Regions from separate parts of the Homo sapiens genome. Here region 1 is linked to region 2. A link is a loop called in an ENCODE intact Hi-C map of the cell type or tissue named here. Cell type or tissue: mammary epithelial cell. All regions are shown on one strand.

The links. Peaks named below come from ENCODE experiments on the same cell type or tissue, not always from the same donor. Only the 100,000 strongest peaks of a DNase experiment are listed, where the experiment ranks them.
Region 1: a loop joins it to region 2, with 2.9 times the contacts of the local background. A loop is called at or near these places in 5 of 110 quality-filtered maps.

What each region holds. Positions count from the first base shown.
Region 1 is chr5:172,555,295-172,563,294 of GRCh38, reverse strand. It overlaps LINC01944 (long intergenic non-protein coding RNA 1944), which reads left to right and starts at 4,281. Exons shown (of 3, transcript NR_146726.1): 1 at 4,281-4,356; 2 at 5,200-5,428; 3 at 5,793-6,570. In mammary epithelial cell, no CTCF peak of the experiment used is centred here; DNase peaks (open chromatin) are centred at 1,954, 3,554 and 3,964; H3K4me3 peaks cover 223 bases; H3K27ac peaks cover 1,660 bases.
Region 2 is chr5:172,475,653-172,483,652 of GRCh38, reverse strand. It overlaps LOC105377727 (a long non-coding RNA gene), which reads right to left and starts at 4,602. Exons shown (of 2, transcript XR_941225.3): 1 at 4,049-4,602. RefSeq lists enhancers at 3,329-3,948, 3,949-4,570. In mammary epithelial cell, a CTCF peak has its summit at 4,479 (motif pointing left); a DNase peak (open chromatin) is centred at 4,502.

The DNA of each region.
Region 1 (8,000 bases), 80 kb before region 2:
CCTCCCCTGGTTCTTGCTGCTTGTGATGTAAATCCATTTTAACCAGCTCATAGCAGACCTGCAGAGGGTGCACTGACTTCTTCTCTGCCCCAAGGGCAGAAGACTGTGAAGGTAGCTAACACAGTGCTTGGCACAAGTGAGTGCTCAATAGCCATCTGGCCTCTGCCACCCTTTATGTCTTCCTCTCCTGCCTTTCTCTCCTGGGCTCCCTGGGCTTCCGCCTCACTGGCCTCCCCACTGTTGCTAGGCAGCACCAAGCTTGTTCCTACCCCAGGGCCTTTGCATTGTGTTTCCTCAGGCTGATACACACTTCCAAGCTCAGCTCTTCAAGTTTGCTGTCTCCTTCTTGTCACTTAGGGCTCAACTCAAATGTCACCTACTCAAATCACCTTCCCTGACCTCCCAGACTAAGGTCACAGCCGCCAGCCCTGGTGGCTCTCTATCATATCACCCTGTTTTATTTTCTTCATGGCATTTATTACTTTCGGAAATTATTAATGTTTAGAATCTCTTTCCTCCCCCTATATGTTTAACTCCAATATGACGGAGTCCTTGACTCTCACATCTACTGCTATGACCCCATACGAGGAACCATGCATGGTATGCCGGAGGCAATCTCTAAATATTCACTGGGCACACAAATGAGCAAATGCAGAAGTTCTGAGTGTACAGTGTCAAGTCTGAAGTAGCTGGCCTTGCTAGCAAGACGTTTCTTTGAAATCTTATGGTTTATCTTTAAACGTCACATGAATTTTGCACGGTCATGCATTATCTCCATGTTTGTTTCAATTTTTAGAAATGGGTTTTTGCCTCCATAAAGATGAGTAAAACGAAGCCTCTTGGAGGGTGCATTTCACTTCTCCTGTAGCCTTGTAAGCTCTTGCACTATGTTGGAGAATCACAGATCTGGCCCGCATGCTGGCAAAGTGCACAGACTCTATGCATGACACGTTATAGGGAAACGGTCTCTCCTGCCCACTGCCCATGGGGTGTAGACTGAACCAACCATTTAGGAGAGCAATTCGGCATATCCAATAAAATGGAAAATGTACATATTCAAAAACCATAGTAGACTGCAAAAAATGGCCCCAATTCCTCCCCTCCCTGTGTTCATACCCTTTGCAATGTGACTTGCCACTCTTCCTATCAAGAAGTGAGTTTTCCAGTCTGAGCAATAATGAGACTTCCATTCTACAAAAAAATTTACAAATTAGCCAAGCGTGGTGGTGAACACCTGTAGTCCCAGCTACTCAGGAGGTTGGGGTGGGAGGATCACTTGAGCCCAGGAGGCAGACTGTAGTGGATTTTATTTTCCCATCTGTTGAATCTGTGGGGTCTCCTGATCTGCTTTGGCTGATAGAATGGAGCATGAGTGATGGTGAGCCAGTTCTAAGCCCAGACTTCAAGAAGCCCTGAGTAATTCCACTCTCTCTCAGGCCCCTGTCCCCACCACGGGAATGAACCCAAGCCAGTCTGATTGAGGAAGAGAGGCCACATAAAGCAGAGATGAGTTTCCCAGCTAAGACCATCCAAGACCAGCCAGCCCCCAGCTGACCCGCCAGCCAGCCCTGAACACATAAGTAACACTCAGCTGTGATCAGTTAAGCTGAGGTCAGATCAGCAGAACTACCCAACCAACAACCAGTTGACTGATGAGAATAAACGATTGTTGTTTTAAGCCATTAAATCTTGAGTTGTTTGTTACACAGTATTGTTGTGGCAATAGATAACTGATACAAAACCTTGATGGTTCCACTCCTTGGAATCTGCCTTGAGAAACACACACATATCAGCAAAGAAAGCAAGGACAAGGATGTTTGTTGCACCACTGCAACAACAAAACACCACGAGCAAACCTAAGTATCCAGCAGTAGGAAAATTGATTCATAAACTATGATTCATCCTTACAATGGAATTCTAACCAACAAAAAGAACAAGGCAGATCAACATGTACTGACATGGCAAGACCTCTAAGAGAGTTTGATGATTGGGAAAAGCAAGCTGAAGAATGATTTGTACAGCATTTTATCATGCATGTAAGAACACACCCATAAAAACATATACTGGATATTTGTGATGGGGGGGACATGTCTGCAAATATAAAGAAGGGGCTGGGCGTGGTAGCTCACGCCTGTAATCCCAGCATGTTGGAAGGCTGAATCAGGCAGATCGCTTGAGCTCAGGAGTTCAAGACTAGCCTGGGCAACATGGCAAAACCCTGTCTCCACAAAAAAAAAAAATTAAATTAGTTGGACATGGGGCACGCATCTGTGGTCCCAACTGCTTGGGAGGCTGAGGTGGGAGGATCACTTGAGCCTGGGAGCTGGAAGTTGCAGTGAGCTGTGATCGCACCACTGCACTCCAGCTTAGGCCATAAAGCAAGACCTTGTCTCAAAAAACTAAAAATAAAGAAGGATCTCTGAGAAGAAACAAGGGGTTATAAAGGGATCCCTCAGTGCATTCATGGGAGTCTCAAGTCTTACATAAGACATTTTTCCTATTCTTGCAAGATGAATACATTTATGTATATTACTCATGTAATAAACCATTCCAGTTTTAAAAGTTAGGTTAGGAGAGGTAGGGATAATGGCACATGATCCTCTAATCCCCTCCCAAATTTCCAAGGTCTTCTCATGGGAGTGTCAAGGCCTTGGTTCAAGACTCCCCACATTTCATTTTCAAAATCCCATATGAGATGCAAGCCTGTGAAAAGATACTTAACATTATTAATCACCGGAGAAATGCAAATTGAAACCACAGTAAGATACCTACTAACCCCTACTAACAACATGGCTAAAATTTAAAAGATTTCCAATATCAAGTGATGGCAAGGATATGGAGTAACTAGAACTCTTAGACATTGCTGATGGGAGTGTAAAATGTACAGCCTCTTTGGGAAAAGACTGGAAGTTCCTTATAAAACTAAACATACATTTATAATATGCACTAATAACTCCACTGATATTTACTCTCCTGGTATTTACTCAAGAGAAATGAGAGCATATGTTCACCCAAAGACTGGAAACAACCTAAAATGGTTATTAGTAAATGAATGAGTAAATTAATTGTGTCGTGTCCACATAAATGCAATACAACTTGGCACTAAAAAGGAATGGACCCGGCCGGGTGTGATGGCTCACGCCTGTTATCTCAGCACTTTGGGAGGCCCGGGGGGGGTGGATCACTTGAGGTTGGGAGTTCGAGACCAGCCTGGCCAATATGGTGAAACCCTATCTCTACTAAGAATACAAAAATTAACCGCGTGTAGGGGTGCACGCCTGTCATCCCAGCTACTAAAAATACAAAAATTAGCCAGGCGTGGTGGTGGGTCCCTATAATCCCAGCGACTCGGGAGGCTGAGGCAGGAGAATTGCTTGAACCTGGGAGGCGGAGGTTGCAGTGAGTCGAGATCGCGCCACTGCACTCCAGACTGGGCGACAAAGCAAGACTCCATCTCGAAAGAAAAAAAAAAAAAGGAATGGACCTGTGATTCACTCAGCAATGTAGGTGAATCTCAGAAACATTTCGTGGCATGAAAATAGCCTGATGCCAAAGAGTCCATCCTAGGTGATTTCATCCATATAAAATTTTAGAAAAGGTGAAACCAACACATAGTGACAGAAGGCAGATTAGTGATTAGTTAGGGCAGAGTGGGTATTGACAGATGGGGCAAGAGGAAATGTTATTGGAGAGATTCTAAATCTTGATGGGGGGGGGTGATGATTTTTTGGTTTTGTGGGTTTTGTAGGTTTTTAGTAGGTTTATCCAAACTGTGAATTTTATTGTACGTGGATTATATCTCAATAAAGCTGAGAGCGTGCAAAAGACTTTATTCCTTCCAGCCAGGTCCATGGGTCCCAGCACTGCTGCCTCCTTAACTGGTTGCAAAACAGAAACCGGCACTCTCTCTCCTCTCTCCTTTCTCAGGTTCCTGGGCCAGTCTCCCAAGACAGTGAGTAATTAGCCGCGAAAGAGTCTTGGATGTGAAGCCAAAAACAACAGCAGTGTCACATCAGATGCTGAGACATCTCCAGCTAAGAGCTGAGCTCAGCCCCCACCCGCCCCCTCCACCCCCCAGCCGCAGCCACCAGCAGAAGGAAAACAGCCCCGTGCGGCTGAGTTCAACCAGGGCTGCCTTTCTCCACCGTGTCCGCCATTCTGGTCTCGTGCCGCAGCAGGCATTGCTAGATGATTGCCGTCATGGCTCATACTAACAATAAATAGGTCCTCCCGGGGACCCACCACCCAAACTCCTTGTGCCGGGAACAGCTACTAAAGGGGAGGCCCTTTCCATATTCCGCTTCATTCTCCCCTCCTGGCGTGCCTCAAGGAACGACCACTGTCCCCAGGTTACAGGTGAGGAAGCCGAGGCTCTGAAATATGACTGCGCCAAGTGGCCAGAATCTCGAGCAGCCTGACTGCCTCCCGCCCCAGCCCCTGGAGGCCTCGAGTCCTCCTTTACAGAAATGCCTCCCACCCCCAGCCCAGTTCATTCCAGCAGCCTCCGAGCTCCCCCTTCTCCATCCCTCCCTGCGGTCTGAGCCCTGCCTTCCGAGCCCTGCCTTCCCAGTGTGGAAGGGGAACTGGGTGGGGTAAGGCACCTCTGTTTTCTCACGAAAAAGTCCCTCTCTAGGGCGGAGGCCCTTGAAGAAGAAGGAAAGGCTGTGGGGATTGATGGGCCCCTGGAGGACTGTCATGGGGGGTGGGTGTCTGCAAGTCCAGAGGCACATCCTGCCCCCTTTCAGGGGCCTCTGGTGTGGGGTCTGGAAGTGAGTGGCTGGTGCAGGCTGTGGTCTTCCTGCTAAGCCACTAGGGCTGCTGGGGCCATAGCCTCCAGAGCCTGCTCACAACTGGTCTACTCAGCCTCCAGTCCAAGCCGCTGAGCACAGATCTCAGGGCCCTGCACGTTCTGGGCCGTGCCTCCTGACATCTGAGATGAGAACGAGCCCTCCAGGAGGTCCCATATGATGTGCCCCTGTGACCTGCATTGTCTGGAGGCAGTAGACCCAGTAGTTGGTGACCAGGAGTGAAAATCTGAACAGTCTCCTGTGTGTCCCTGGGCAACTTGCTCAACCTCACTGATCTCTGAAAATGGGCACGATAATAGGACCTGGGTGGTTGAGAGTACACCACAGGACCACATGTGCCTTTCTTGGCCCACACTGGTCCTTCTGCCTGGAATTATTTTCCACTTGTCAGGTGCTTCTTCACCCCAACAAGGCTCAATCAAGTGTGTTCTTCTCTGGGAAGCTGCAGACATCTGACCCCAGGCCACAGAGTCATACCCAGTCTGGCTCCCACAGCCCTCCCAGGCTGTCTGGTGTCAGTGCAGTGCTGTGGATGGGAACACACCTCTACCATGTTGAGCTGCTCTGAGGTTTAAATGCGTTACTGCTAATTGGGATCTTGGAACAACTCCTGGTGCATAGTGAGTACTCAAGAAAATGTGATGTCTCTTTATTCTCTTAGCAACTTTTGTCCTGGGTGAAAGTTGTCTGCCCTCCTCACCGGCCTGCAGGCTCTTCTAGGGCAGGATGGGGCTTGGTTCCTGTCTGCATCTGGTGAATCCCCTGACACACATTAGGTATCCTTACTCAAGGGAAGAGGGGCTTGCCTTTGGGACGGGGATGATGAAACTCAGCAGCCTTTGCAGGGTTTGTGATTTAGCCTGTGTCATTTTTGTGTGTCAGCGTAACTCTGGCTTGGCTTAGCTCTGTCAAACTCTGTGGGATAAGAAGAGCAGAGCATGAACCTGAAAACACACCCCAACCCCAAATTATTTCTGTTTCCAGGACACACACAGGACAGACTGGAATAAATACTGGTGGTTTATCACAGGAAGGCTGGCCTCAGCTTGGGAGAGTAAGCGTGCATGCATACACAGCCAGCTGATTTATTGTGACCCGAGCCAAGCACTGAACAGAGCGAGGCCATTTATCTACTTGGTTGGAGGAGAGGTCAAGAGAGAGAAGTCAGAGATTAAGCTAAATAGTTCAGTGCCTTTGTTAACTCCCGGGGCGTCTCCTCTGCGCGGCTTGTGTTCCCAGGGAATACTGTCATGAGCTCCACAGGGAAGACTGGACTCCTTCTTGGGGAGACAGCCCTGGCCCCAGGGAGCAGCGTGGCCAAGGACATTCTCAGCCTCTTGGGGTTGCCAAAAGGGAGCAGAAGCAGGAGGAGGGAGGGGGGGAGCTGGGAGGAACACCCCATCGTGGAAGACCTGCTGCCAATGCGGGGCTGCAGTCCCAGTCTCTGCCGCCACCAGACCCTGGTCAGGAGACATCACAGACAGGCTCCCTTCTCCCGCCTTCATTCAGGGCTCTGCTCAAACAGCCCATTTGCAATAGGACTTCCTGCAGTGTCCTAGTTAAATACCCCAACCCATGCCCCCATCGTACGCTATCCCTTCCCCTGCTTTATGTTTCTTCATGGTGCTCAGCACCCTGACATATCTATGTCTGTATTTGTTTACTTATTGTTGGGTCTGTTTTTGAATGAAGTGCTATGTCTGTGGTGTAAAGTCCAACATGTGGCAGATTCTAGGTGCTCAATAAATATCTATTCAGTGAATGACGAATTGTTGCTAATAGTTTACAACTGCTGAATATGTGCCTAGATAAGCTTTGTAGATCTCACTGTATATAACACCTCAACAGTACCATGCTGTACATACTGTCCTTAGGCTCAGAGAGGCGAAGTGGCTTGCCCATGGCCACACAGCTGGAACCAGATTCAAACTCACCTGGCATCAGGGCCTGAGCTCTCAGCCACTCTCCCAAGAGAGGACATGGCCATGGACTTGTTTAGAGAAGGATTAGTCACGCCCCAGCCCAAGGCATCCTAGGAAAGGGGAACCTTGATCTGAAAAGAAATACTTTTTGCCTTCTCCCTGCCTTCATTCAGGGCTCTGATTCATTGCAAGAAGGCAAAAAAGAAAATTCTTTTTTAACAGTGAGATGACTTGGATGATTAAAGAGGAAGCTAAATATCCTAAATATTGAAAGCAAATTCCAGCCAGGCGCAGTGGCTCATGCCTGTAATCCAGCACTTTGGGAGGCTGAGGCGGGCGGATCATGAGGTCAGGAGAACGAGACCAGCCTGAAACCCCGTCTCTACTAAAAATACAAAAATTAGCTGGGCATGGTGGCACACGCCTGTAGTCCCAGCTACTCGGGAGGCTGAGGCAGGAAAATCTGGGAGGCGGAGGTTGCAGTGAGCCGAGATCGCGCCACTGCACTCCAGCCTGGCGACAGAGCGTGACTCCATCTCAAAAAAAAGAAAGAAAGCAAATTCCACCTAAAATGGAATTACCACTGTTTATTGAAAACCGCTGTGTGCCAGGCATCAGCCAAGAGCTTCCCGTCCATGACCCTGTTTAATCTTCCTGATAACCCCCAGCAGCACATTCTGTTATTATCACCATTGTAATAATAGCATGGCAGAGGAAGGCCTAGTTGTTTTCCTAGGGTCGCTGTATTAGTCAGGGTTCTCTAGAGGGACAGAACTAATGGAATAGATATACATATAAAGGGGAGTTTATTACGTATTAACTCACGTGATCATAAGGTCCCACAATAGGCCGTCTGCAGGCTGAGAGCCAGTCCGAGTTCCAAAACTGAAGAACTTGGAGTCCGGTGTTCGAGGGCAGGAAGCATCCAGCATGGGAGAAAGATACAGGCTGGGAGGCTAGGCCAGTCTCTCTTTTCGCATTTTTTTGCCTGCTTATATTCTAGCCGTGCTAGCAGCTGATTAGATGGTGCCCACCCAGATAAAGAGTGGGTCTGCTTTTTCCAGCCCACTGACTCCAATGTTAATCTCCTTTGGCAACACCCTCACAGACACACCGAGGATCAATACTTTGTATTCTTCAATCCAGTCAAGTTGACACTCAGTATTAACCATCACAGCCAGTAAGTTAGTGAGCAGCCCATCTCATTCCAGAGCCTGGGTCATCTCCTCTTTAACCTGCTGCTTTCATGCCTCATTGTATTAGACATAAA
Region 2 (8,000 bases):
CGGGCTCCTGAGAAAGCTTCTCCTCCCCGCTATGGAAAACAAAGTACCACCCCTCTCTGGATGTCATATGCAGATTTGTCTGGAGCTGTGGCAGCCATTTTGTCATCATGAGGGGAGTCATCACCAACAACCTAGATGGCAAAGAAGAAAGACCTGGTTGTGGCTGGGTGTGGTGGCTCACGCCTGTAATCCCAGCACTTTGGGATGCTGATGCGGACTGATCACCTGAGGTCAGGAGTTCAAGACCAGCCTGGCCAACATGGTGAAAACACCATCTCTACAAAAATAGAAAAAGTAGCCAGGCATGATGGCGGGTGCCTGTAATCCCAGCTACTCAGGAGGCTGAGGTAGGAGAATCACTTGATCCTGGGAGGCAGAGGTTGCAGTGAGCCGAGATCACACCATTGCACTCCAACCTGGGGGACTAAGCAAGACTCCATCTCAAAAAAAAAAAAAAAAGAAAGACCTGGTTGTCCCTGAATCAAACAATCTTGGAACTGTCCTACCTCCAGGTTGCTTGTTAAATGAAATGATCGATTTCTCATTGCTTAAGCTTCTTTTAGTTGAGGGGTCTGTTACATACTGCCAAAAGCACACCAATAGAAACAGGCACCTCCCCAAGCATGGGGAAGTCAGGGAAGGCTTTGAGAAGAGTCATCTTTAGGTTGGGCCTTGATGAATAATTAGGAGTTCACCAGGTCAACCAGGGTGGAAAGCACTGCAGACAGTGGCAAGAGCATGACAAAGACCCAGAGGTCTGGAAGAACAGGGGCTGCCGGTTCCGGAGCGTAAGACATATGAGCTTGAGCAGCAGCGGGAAGAGGCGATGCGGGAGGGTGAGTAGGATCCGGGTCATGAGGGACCCATCAGGCAAGCAGGCAGGCTACAGTGGCCTGACTTTACCTAGAAGGTGATGGAAGCCACAAAGAGGAATGTGGTGAAGCCCTCTGGAAGGACCTCTCTGGAGGCAGCATGGAGATGCCGGGGAAGCCGGAGGCAGAAGGAAAGCAGGGCCTGGGTGTGCTGCATGCGTGGACCTGTCCCAGGCCAGCAGCGTGGCTGGCTGCCAAGAGGTGAACACCAGGCAGCACCCAGGACCCGGCTGGACGCACCTGCCCCACCACCCAAGAGGCTGAAAGGAGGGATTTCACTTGCTAGAGTGTGGCAAAGTGGGATTGCATCACGCTTTAAAACCATCCACTGGTTTCCCATCACACTAAGAGTAAAATCCAAATTCCCTCCCTGGCCTCAAAGGCCCCACATCGTATTTCCTCCACTATCCCCAGATTCTAGTACTACTCATGGCACAACAGTGGACACAGAGGAATGTCTGTTCAGCTCATGCCCACATCTTCATCTTCATGTGGAATCTGAGGCCACTCAGACAGAGAAGAAATCAGCCTCATCAGCAGGAAGATACCCATCAGTTTTCCCATCTTGCTGTTATGTCTAAACTGATCTCTGGCAGATTATATAAGAAACTTAGAGGGCAGAGACTGTGACTTTTACATGCACAGGGTCTGAGTGCAGTCCTCCAGCTAGGTATTTAACAAGCACTTGCTGGTCGTGCAAACCAATGATGATGATGATGATGATGATGATGATCAGTCTGACAATCATGGAACAGCTGGAGATTGTGAAAATACAGAAAGCTAAGGTGGGGCCCTAACCTTGAACAGTTTATAATCGAAACAGACAAGCCACACAGAATGCTGATGATAATAGCACACACAGACAAAGGGCACAGGCTCCGGAGTCAGACAGGCTTTCATTTCAAACTCCAGCTCCACTGCTTGCTGCTGTGTGACCTGGAAAAATCCTCAACCTCTCTGTGCCTCTTTGTTCTCACCTACAGATGAAGATAGTCACTGTTACCTCAAAGGGCTATAAAAGCGTGGCTCAGCACACAGTAAGTCCTCCACAAATGATCATCAGGATTACAATTATAATCCTGATTACAACAGTTATGTTGTAAAAGAAAAACCTTACCATGTGGAGCAGCCATCCCCAACCTTTTTGGCACAAGGGACTGGTTTTGTGGAAGACAAAATACACGGTCCAAAACCATGGACAGGGCGGGGAGAGCAGGGGATGGTTTTGGGATGATTCAAGCACATTACATGTATTGTGCACTTTATTTCTATTATTATTACATTGTAATGTATAATGAAATAATTACACAACTCACCATCGTGTAGAGTAGTGGGAGCCCTGAGCTTGTTTTCCTGCAACTAGACGGTCCTATCTAGGGGTGATGGGAGACAGTGACAGATCATCAGGCATTAGATTCTTATAAGGAGCCGCAACCCAGATCCCTCACATGCGCAGCTCACAATAGGTTTTGTGCTCCTATTCAAATCTAATGTTGCCACTGCTCTGACAGGAGGCAGAGTTCAAGGGTAATGTGAGCGACGGGGAGCAACTGTAAATACAGATGAAGTTTCCCTCACTCACTTACCCACTGCTCACCTCCTGCTATGCGGCCTGGTTTCTAACAGGCCACAGACCCACACCAGTCCATGGCCCCAGGGTTGGGGCCCCCTGTTTTAGAGATACATATTATAATAGTTACAAGTAAAATTGATGAAACAAGAGTGGCCAGAAGTTGAAGACATAGCTGCAAGATCAGTACATTGGACTTCAAATTATATTATTCTCTATGTTTTTATTTGTTTTTGAAATTTTTCATCATAAAAAGTATATTAGGCCAGGTGTGGAGGCTTATGCCTGTAATCTCAGCACTTTGGGAGGCTGAGGTGGGAGGACTGCTTGAGTTCAGGAGTTTGAGACCAGCCTGAGCAATATAGCAAGACCTCGTCTCTACTAAAAAAATAAAAATAAAAATAAAATTAGCCAGGCATGGTGGTGCGCATCTGCAGTCCCAGCTACTTGGGAGGCTGGGACCGGAGGATTGCTTGAGCCTGGGAGGCAGAGACTGCAGTGAGCTTGATCACACCACAGCCCTCCAGCCTGAGTGACAGAGTGAGACTCTGTCTCACCAAAAAAATAAAGAGTATATTAGCCAGGTGCAGTGGTACACACCTGTAGTCCCAGCTACTTGGGAGGCTGAGGCAGGAGAATCACTTGAAGCCAGGAGTGCGAGGCTACAGTGTATGAGGATCATGCCTGTGATTAGCCGCTGTACTCCAGCCTGGGCAACATAGCCAGATCTCATCTTTAAAAAAAAAAAAAAAAAGCATATTTAAAAAGTTCTTCAAAGAACATGTAAGAAAGATACTCTAATTTCCCTGTTTTTCAGATGAGAATATGAGTCTCAGAGAGGTTAAGTTATTTGTCCAAAGTCACACAGCTCATGTGGCAACGGAGCCCGAATTCATACCCAGGTCAACAGGACTCTAGAACCCAGACTCTAACCATAACACCAGTCATCAGGAAAAAAATTACAAGACAACCAAAAATCGGTGCACATGTTCACTGAGAGATATATTTAGTCAAACAACTAAAAAAAGAACTGCTTTTAAAGGCCCAAACTGAAATGTAAATTGAAGGGAAACTTACTTCTTTCAATGATTCACTTGGGAGGAAAAAAGAAACTCTGCTCCTCTTTACTCATTTTCTTCAGTGCCTCTTTTTCTCTAAGGATCAGAGTTAGAGAGGGTGGTAATAAACAGTAATAGCAATACATGTGTCCTATCTTGCCACAAGGCCGGCCACTCTCCCTGCGTCTTCCAGAGGCTTCCCGCACAGGCCTGGGCACAGCATGGACGCTCCACAAAAGGCTGCCAATCTAAGACTGGTGGTGGTGGGAGGGGTGCACCCCACCATGGTTCCCTGGAGCCCCACAGTCTGGGTTCAAATCCAGTTTGCCCCTTGAGCTGTGTGACCTTGAGCAAGTCACTCTCCCGCTGGGACTCTTGCAGGGCCCTGAGCACTGTGCTGGACAAGTAGGCCTCACCGAGGAAGGGTTCCCCCCACCACCACTGCTCCTCCCTCTCGCAGAAGCAAGCCTTGCTGAGTAACACGAAGCATCAATCCAGCACCCTGTGTGAAACCATCGTAAGTTGTGAATGAGTGGAAATTGACTTACTAAGGCTGGGGCTGAATCATTCCCTGCATCTTCCGCATCTGCGGGGGCTCCCGGCGCAGAAGGCAGATGAATGGGCAGGGCGTGTGTCCCTGACAGCAGCAGCTCCAGCGTCTTCAGGTGCCACACTGCCTCCAGACGGCTTCCCTTTCACGGGGAGTGCATGGCGGGAGCTCACCTGTGTGCCTGGGGCATGTTCTTTGGAAGGCGGGGTCCCCAGCAGGGTGTTGGGAATGGAGGCAGTGGTCCCAGCCATGGGCAGCTCAGAAAGATCAGCTGTCTGTCCCCTCATTTCACACGAGGAAGCAACTGATTGAGAAACAAATTAGAATCTGAAGGGTTTGCCATTCATCCAGGACTCCCTCTGTCTGTCTGTCTGTCTGTGTGCCTGAGGATCGTTTGAAGGGCGGTGACAAAGCCCTCTGGTGGCGAGTCAGCCCGCTTCTCAGGGACGTCCACTGAGCACACGAGGAATAAGAAGGCAGTGAGTGCCCCCATCTGGCAGGAGTCAAGAATGTAGGACTCCTGATAAAAGATCCTAGAGGAATGACAATAGCCCCAAGGTGACATCATAGCAGGTTTAATGAGCACCTACTGTGTGCCAGGCTCATTTCATATGCTATCTCATTTAATCCTCACAATCACCCCCACGAAGCCCCATTTTACAGAAAAGAAAACTGAGGCTCCAAGGGGTTTACTGCTCTGGCCAAGGTCACTCAGTTATTCCATAGCACAACCACAATCAAACTCCGGGTCCAGGCTTTATTTGCCAGAGGGAGAAGGAGAGACGAAAAGAATGAAAATAACATTTATTGAGCATCATCTGTGTCCCACTTCTATGGACTGAATGGTGACCCCCCAAAATTCATGTTGAATCCCTAACACCCAATGTGATGGTACTTGGAGATGGGCCTTTGGAAGGTAATGAGGGTTAGACGACATCATGAGGGCAAGGAATTAACACCCTTGTGATGGAATTAACACCCTTATAAGAAAAGATACCAGAGAGCTCCCTCTCATTCTCCATCTTGTGAGGACACAGTAAGAAGGTGGCTGTCTGCACGTCAGGAAGAGAGTCCTCACCAGGATCTGAATTGGCCAGCACCTCCAACTTGAATTTCTAGCCTCCAGAACTTTGAGAAATAAATGTCTGTTGTTCCAGTCATGCAGTCTATGGTATTTTGTTACGGCAGCCTGAGCTGATAAGACAGCAGATAGCATGGCCCTCATGATAAGAGCAGCCCACACTTACTGAGTGCTTACTGTGTGCCACGCATGCAGTGTCTGAGGGCATTACCCAAACCACTGGTTTTCATTAATCCTCACAATAACCCTGCAAAGTAAGTACAATACATATCCTGATTTAGAAATGAGACACAGGGAAGATAAGTAACCCACTCCTGATAAAAGATCCTAGAGGAATGACAATAGCCCCAAGGTGACATCATAGCAGGTTTAATGAGCACCTACTGTGTGCCAGGCTCATTTCATATGCTATCTCATTTAATCCTCACAATCACCCCCACGAAGCCCCATTTTACAGAAAAGAAAACTGAGGCTCCAAGGGGTTTACTGCTCTGGCCAAGGTCACTCAGTTATTCCATAGCACAACACAGAAGCCAGAGCCTGTGTATGTAAGGGGCAGATCCGGCAGACAGAAATTACTGGCAATGCTAAGTGTGATCATGTGGTGTGCCAGTTCAGGTCCTCCAGGAAGTGGATGCCAAGATAGGATTCAATGTGCAAGAGAAAGAGATGTATTGGTGGAAACACCTGTGTAGGACAGAGAGGGAGCAGAAGGCAGCAGGGAGAGTTTGGGTGCTGTGCACATTTAACACCTAGGAAAGGAGAGCAAGAGGGAAGGACTGGGGAGGAAGAGCGCCAGACAGCAGCAGAATTCCGGGAATGTCTTGGCCAGGCTGATAGGGAGTTCCCAAGTCAAGGCGCTGATAGAGGAATCCCACATAGGGCAGGAATGGCCTGGTTCTAGTATTCCCACTGTGTTCAGTTGTGGCTGTGTCAAGTGTGACAGCAGAGTAGACCACTGGTGGGTTAAAAGTTACGGCCACTGAACTGTCCATCAAATGTGCTTCCCACAGTGGGTCCTCTTGAAGGGAGAGCTGAACAGAGCACCTTGGTGGCTGTCATGCTTGGTGTAGGTGGCATCCACCAGACCGCCCGGCCACTCCATTGTACCCTATACCTATTGTGATTGATCTCATGCATGGGACAATTCTTTGAGACCATGTGAATATTCTATACTCCAACAACCTATCTGTCTATTGGTTTTAGCATTTACTGATATGATCTTTGAACCAATTATGGGTTGCAAGATGATGATTTTCTGATCCTTTCATGGCTTTCGAATGCATTAGTTCTGTTGTTCTGTAAGACAGAACTCCCTTCTGCCTTTTTTAGTGTCACCATAAACTCATGGAGTTTTTCATTTACTATGTGATAAGCCATTCCCATCACTCTTCTTTCAATATTTCAGTTGTTCCCGAGTAGACCATCGGAGCCTCGTCCAACAGATCCTGTGTCCTTTTATTAATAGTTTGTCCACATCAGTCTTTGAGCCCTTCCTTTTGCTCCAGACTCACCTTGTATGTTCCCTGTCCATTACTTTGAGGAGTTGGTGAGGAATGGTCTTTAGAAACCAAGATCTGGGGAAAGGTGTCCTCACTGCTGTTTTAGTTAAATTTTAATTATTAGCTTACAATGATTGTTCCAAATCAAATTCAACACCCCAGGTTTCTCCCACGCTTTCCTTATGCCATACTTTTTTTTTTTTTTTTTTTTGAGACAGAGTTTTGCTCAGTCGCCCACACTGGAGTGCAGTGGCATGATCTCGGCTCACTGCAAGCTCCGCCTCCTGGGTTCACGCCATTCTCCTGCCTCAGCCTCCCAAGTAGCTGGGATTACAGGTGCCCGCCACTACGCCCGGCTAATTTTTTTGTATTTTTAGTAGAGACGGGGTTTCACCGTGTTAGCCAGGATGGTCTCGATCTCCTAACCTCATGATCCTCCCATCTGGGCCTCCCAAAGTGCTGGGATTACAGGCGTGAGCCACCATGCCCGGCCCCCTATGCCATACTTGAACCTCTCTTCTTCCACAGTGAGAACTCTGGCTGACAGTAACATCCATATATTAACTCCACTTCACAGTGCAAACGAATAACTACACCAATGCCACTACTGACAACTGCTCTACCAAGTTCATGGTTTAGTGGCGGTTATTTCATCCTTAAAATATAGCCCACTAAGAGTGTGCACGCACAGTCCTGGAATTACTTCCACTGTCAGTGTGGTTGCTATCAATTTGACAGGCAAGTTCGTTTGTTTCTATTGCTTTTCCCATCATTTGGTTTTTCTCTTTTTTGAGACAGAGTCTTGCTCTGTCACCCAGGCTGGAGTGCAGTGGTGCCATCTTGGCTCACTGCAACCTCCCGGGTTCAAGTGATTCTCCTGTCTCAGCCTCCTGAGTAGCTGGGATTACAGGCGCGTGCCACCACGCCTGGCTGATTTTTTGTATTTTTAGTAGAGACGAGGTTTCACCACGTTGGCCAGGCTGGTCATGAACTCCTGACCTCGTGATCCACCCACCTCAGCCTCTCAACGTGCTGGGATTACAGGCGTGAGCCTGTGGCCTCCCATCATTTTTATTTAATTTTGTATTCAGTAAATCATTTATATGGCTCAAAACTCAAAAATTGTAAAAAGATAGTGACTCTTTCATCTCTACCCTTTTCTCCCCATTTATTACTTTCATAGGTAATCATTTTCATTATTTCTGGACTTACTCTTCCCACATTCCATTTTTATAAATTGTAATGGTTTTACAAAAAAAAAATGGAACTTTTTTGCACTTAAAAATATATTTTGGAAACAACTCCATTCGGCTCATAGAAATCCTCTCAAATTTATTTTTTCATTAAATTTGAATTACTCAAGTAAA